Linked DNA regions of Homo sapiens: region 1 is linked to region 2. The links are chromatin loops, found by intact Hi-C in ENCODE. Cell type or tissue: PC-9. All regions are shown on one strand. Links, peaks and the distances in the headings refer to the core of each region. The heading gives the core; the rest is flanking DNA.

Region 1 (2,809 bases), core at 25-2,524, 230 kb after region 2:
TGCATGCAGATTAAGGGGTGGTTTAATGCAGAAATTTCTAGGGAAGGGGTAGTAGATTTTGGGTCATTGGGGCATTGCCATGGAAAGGGGTAGTAACTGCCCAGATATTGCCATGGCAATGGTAAATTGACATGGCACACTAATGGGCATGTCTGATTGAAAGCTGCTTTTGCCCAAGCCCTGTTTTAGCTAGTCCTCAATCTGATCTGGTGTCTGAGCTCCGCCTCTGGCATCAAGTCCCACCTCCTACCTCAGGAAGGCAAATAAAATAGAAATAGAGGGGAAAATGAAACTAATACAAAAATTTGGTAAGTTTATAATGAGTGCCATCATGGGAAATCAAGAGTCTGAGTGAGAGAATTGAAGGGACCCATTTTAGGTAGGAAATCAGGAAAGACTTCTCTGAGAAGGGGATACTTAAATCCAGCCTTAGAGGAGGAAGAGAAACTAGGATTGCAAATAAAGGAGGGGTGGGAGGAAGTGTCCTAAGGGGAGGAAAAAGCCCATGAAAAGGCCCAGAGATGAGGAGAAGCTGGGTCTGTTAGAGGAATTGAAAAACCACTAGTGTGTCTGAAGCAAGGCAAGTGTGACATGGGATGAGGCCGAGAGGGAGTACAGCTGAGCTACAGGGATCTGGTCAACCCTTTTTGTTGGTAATGGAAAAAATAAAACAATTATGTAATATAGTGGTTGTAAGTGCAGACTCTGGAGTTTCAGACAGGCTTGGGAGGAAATCACGTTTTCTCTGCCCCTCATTAGCTGTGTGATCTTGGACATGTCCTTTTCCAAGGAGAAGACAACTTACTCTTCACCTTCAGTGAAGTGATCAGGCAGAACGGAATGCTAGCTTGTCTGAATCCCAGTGTTTGGCACTCGGGGAGAACTCTGCAAGACATGACCTGCCTATCATGGACTGTGGTCTGCCAGACTGATAGGGTGCATTTCTCCTCTCTTCATTAAAACTTGAGAGCAAGTGGTGTTCCAGGCAAACATTTGGATGCTGTGTCAAAGGGAAACAGTTACTGAAGCCACAGATACTCTTTGTTCATTGATGATACTGGAATGTGGCTGGGGAGAGCTCAGACCCACAGAAATTGGACTCTGTGGGGCCCCAGTGACTCAAACCCCTTGTGAAATGCTGGCTGCTTGGTATGAACTGACGCCTCAACAATGTTAGCAGCAGCTAGCTCTGGGGTTTCTGGGCAGTCCTATTGGCTGAAAGCTGGGGAGGCTGCCATAAGGCTTTCTGGAAATATTTAAAATGGACAATTTACTGGGAAAGGGTGTGTTCTTGCTTTGTAGCTAATGCTGTGGGACCCTCTGGTGGCCACAGTGGGAATAGCTTGACAGTGGGGTTTACTTTCTCTTGAGTGGCCCAGGCAGGAAATCCTTGGCTGGAAACCAGAGGATTGAATATGGGGCTGGAAAGATTACCTAGTTGGCTTGAGATGGAGGCTGTGATTTAGGTTGACATCCTACCCCATTTTCTCTTGCTTTTGGCAGCATTTCTCTGGGCTTGAGCAGTGAGAAAAGTAATGCTCTGTGTACAAGACGCCAAAAAAAAATATATATATATATATATATATAGGTGAAAATAGGTTGTTAAGTTGAACTAGTGTCTGGTACCATATGGACCAAAACCTCAGTTTGAGCATAGGATTCCACCAGTTTTATTGGTTGACTTTTAAGTGAATTCATTCTAACAGCTTTGAGCACAGATATTCTGAAAGCTAAAGTGCTTAGCTGTTGGAGGATGTACTGGCTGGTAATTAGTGGGGCATCTGTGAGGTCTTGTATCATGTGACCAATGTATGGTCATATGACCAACATATGGCCATTTGATAGAAGAACACAAATGGGCTGGACACGGCTCATGCCTGTAATCTCAGCACTTTGGGAGGCCGAGGCAGGCAGATCACCTGAGGTCAGGAGTTCAAGACCAGCCTGACCAACATAGTGAAACCCTGTGTCTACTAAAAATACAAAATTAGCTTGGTGTGGTGGTGCATGCCTGTAATCCCAGTTACTTGAGAGGCTGAGGCAGGAGAATCACTTGAACCCAGGAGGCGGAGGTTGCAGTGAGCCGAGATCGCACCACTGCACTCCAGCCTGGAGACAGAGCGAGACTCTGCCAAAAACAAACAAACAAACAAACAAACAAAACAAAAAAACCCCCACAAACATACTCCAAGTCTTCTTGTTAAAAATTAACACAATAATTTTATATTCTATGAAGTTCTGTCTCATATGTTATCTTATTTGTTTCTTATGATCACTCCAAGAAATATTTTAGGTCGATTAGTGCTATGATTATAGTAATAATTATTGTGGTTTATGTATATTATCTGTAAATCTAACAAAAGCCCTGTAAAATAGATAGCCAGTCTGTTTTCAGATGTGGAAAGGAAGCTCAGAGAGGCTACATAACTTCCCTAAGGGCATTGATATAGTCCTATTGGAACCCAGATAAGCTTAGTCTCAAAGCCTCCCCTCTTGTCACCACCCGACTCTGCCTTACTCTTGGTAGAACCACAGCGATGACAGCTGCTTGGGAACATAACCACAATCTGGGCAGGAACATGAGAAGTGTTCACAACCAGCACTGAGGTGAGGTAGCATGTGTGGGCAGTGCTGCACGGGGGACTTCAGAACAGCAGGCTCCCTCTTGGCTGGACTCTTAAGAATAACTTCATGGGTGACATAGGATTTGAAGTGAGATTTGTAGGTTGGGTCAGATTTGATAGGCTTGATTGAGCATATGGGACAGGGGCTGAGAGAAGAGTAGTCCTGGGGGAGGAGTAACACGAGG
Region 2 (2,809 bases), core at 196-2,695:
AGCTGGCATGGAACTTTAGAATTTTTCCATCTGGTTGGGCCCAGGAACATAGAAACAGGCTGGACAACAGAAAATACAGAAGATCATGCCAGAGCCTGGTACTGTGTATCTTCCCACCTCAGATTCCAAGATAAACTAATTTGGGTCTCTTTCCCAACCAGCATCACTTATAAGGAAGAGGAGGACTTGACACTCCAGCCCCGTTCCTGCCTCCAGTGCTCCTGAGTCCCTAGTAGGCCTCCAGGAGGGCAAAAGCACCGAGCAGGGTAACCACGACCAGCTTAAAGAACTGTATTCGGTAAGTGGACTGTGAGCTAGTGCTGTGACAGGGCAACCCTTTTCTTGCATACCTTGCAGAGGAGGGACATTAGCAAGTTGGAAGATGAATTACAGAGGTAGATGGAATCTTGGAACGCATGTGTAAAAGCTACTTGCTATATAGACAAGCATTCTGGCCCACAGACTGTAAAATCAAGGTCATACAGATGGTAGTGAAAATCAGGATTGGGAAAAGAGGGAGTGGGGACAAAGGTAAAACAAACTCTGTAGGACTTCTGGGACATAAAGCTGTTTATGCCAAGATCCTGCTTAAAGATGCTAAGCAGGATCTGGAATCCAGAACTTGCCCACATATCATATTGCAATAACAAGCCTGGTTGTAACCATGGCATTTTAAATAGAAGAATTTAGAGAAAACCCATATAATGAAAAAAGTGGAAATTATTAGTGAGAAAGGAAGCACATTATAAAGCTTTGTTTAAATCCTAAGCTCTCTGATGTAAACATTTCTAAGTTCCTAAATGGTTATTGTACTCCTGGGTTGAAGTCAACAGGCAGTAATACTGCCTCAGCTGGATTGTTTGATATAAAGGAGAACTCCACAATAGGCATAGGCTATTAGTTCCTGGGACTAAGGGATATTATTGCATCTTTAAGATCTTGGCTCCAATTCTCCCAGGCTCTCCCCATCAATGCCCACCTTGCTTCAACGGACACACCCCCATCTGCCTGAGGTCTGATTTGAAGACTAGAGGAGCATTTTTACTCCTTTTCCAGGCTGGGAACTTGACGGTGCTGGCTACTGACCCCCTGCTCCACCAGGACCCAGTACAGTTAGACTTTCACTTCCGCCTTACCTCCCAGACCTCTGCCCATTGGCACGGCCTTCTCTGTGACCGTCGACTCTTCCTGGATATCCCATATCAGGCCTTGGATCAAGGCAACCGGGAAAGGTGACTGAGCCTGGATGGGAGAATGGGGAGGGAATAGGTAGGGGATTTCACCCTTCTATCATGTCATAGTACATAAGGCTAATTCTGGAGCTAGATATAAGCAATCCATTCACCTGGCATGCAGACAAGCCTGTGAGCTGAGCCAGGATCTGGGGTTCAAGGGATAAGAGTCCATGGGAAGCTGGACTCAGATCCAGAAATAGTTGAATAACGGGAAGTACTTTCTAGCTGTTCATCTCAGTAGTCCTTTCTCCCCAGACCCCTTCTGTGGCTTACATCCAGTGATGTGCAATCTCTTGGCTTCCAAGAAAAATCTACCAAAACTAGTTTAGCAACTTTCATTTCCTGGCTTGGGTGGGTGGAGGGCAGAAAACGACCAATAATATTTTTACTGCTCCAAGTAGGTGTCTTTCTGGATTCTGAGTTGGCCAAATTTTTTTTTCCCAGTATTTATTGATCATTCTTGGGTGTTTCTCACAGAGGGGGATTTGGCAGGGTCATAGGACAATAGTGGAGGGAAGGTCAGCAGATAAACAAGTGAACAAGGGTCTCTGGTTTTCCTAGGCAGAGGACCCTGCGGCCTTCCGCAGTGTTTGTGTCCCTGGGTACTTGAGATTAGGGAGTGGTGATGACTCTTAACGAGCATGCTGCCTTCAAGCATCTGTTTAACAAAGCACATCTTGCACCGCCCTTAATCCATTTAACCCTGAGTGGACACAGCACGTTTCAGAGAGCATGGGGTTGGGGGTAAGGTTATAGATTAACAGCATCCCAAGGCAGAAGAATTTTTCTTAGTACAGAACAAAATGGAGTCTCCTATGTCTACTTCTTTCTACACAGACACAGCAACAATCTGATTTCTCTATCTTTTCCCCACATTTCCCCCTTTTCTATTCGACAAAACCGCCATCGTCATCATGGCCCATTCTCAATGAGCTCTTGGGTACACCTCCCAGACGGTGTGGCGGCCGGGCAGAGGGGCTCACTTCCCAAAAGGGGCGGCCGGGCAGACGCACCCCCCACCTCCCGGAGGGGGCGGTGGCCGGGTGGGGACTGCCCCCCACCTCCCTCCCAGACGGGGCGGCTGACCGGGCGGGGGCTGCCCCCCACCTCCCGGACGGGGCAGCTGCCGGGCGGAGACGCCCCTCACTTCCCAGACGAGGCGGCTGCCGGGCGGAGGGGCTCCTCACTTCTCAGACAGGGCGGACGGGCAGAGATGCTCCTCACCTCCCAGATGGGGTCGCGGCTGGGCAGAGACACTCCTCAGTTCCCAGACAGGGTCGTGGCCGGGTAGAGGCGCTCCCCACATCCCAGACGATGGGCGGCTGGGCGGAGACGCTCCTCACTTCCTAGACGGGATGACGGCCGGGCAGAGGCGCTCCTCACATCCCAGACGATGGGCGGCCAGGCAGAGACGCTCCTCACTTCCCAGACGGGGTGGTGGCCGGGCAGAGGCTGCAATCTCGGCACTTTGGGAGGCCAAGGCAGGCGGCTGGGAGGTGGAGGTTGTAGCGAGCCGAGATCACGCCACTGCACTCCAGCCTGGGCAACACTGAGCACTGAGTGAACGAGGCTCC

The links. Hi-C counts contacts between places; a loop is a spot of excess contacts. Peaks named below come from ENCODE experiments on the same cell type or tissue, not always from the same donor. Only the 100,000 strongest peaks of a DNase experiment are listed, where the experiment ranks them.
Region 1: it touches region 2 in a loop (4-fold over the local background); 7 of 110 quality-filtered maps call a loop at or near these places.

Annotation. Positions count from the first base shown.
Region 1 is chr1:152,000,586-152,003,394 of GRCh38, forward strand. No RefSeq gene overlaps it. Among named protein-coding and RNA genes, the nearest start is that of S100A10, 8.1 kb to the left of the region's middle. In PC-9, for the core only: a CTCF peak has its summit at 1,302 (motif pointing left); a DNase peak (open chromatin) is centred at 1,206; H3K27ac peaks cover 1,837 bases.
Region 2 is chr1:151,767,002-151,769,810 of GRCh38, forward strand. It overlaps OAZ3 (ornithine decarboxylase antizyme 3), which reads left to right. Exons shown (of 5, transcript NM_016178.2): 2 at 162-298; 3 at 1,057-1,232. It also overlaps a transcript of TDRKH not described here. Among named protein-coding and RNA genes, the nearest start is that of OAZ3, 1.8 kb to the left of the region's middle. RefSeq lists enhancers at 2,069-2,765, 2,766-2,809. In PC-9, for the core only: no CTCF peak of the experiment used is centred there; a DNase peak (open chromatin) is centred at 1,560; H3K4me3 peaks cover 270 bases; H3K27ac peaks cover 850 bases.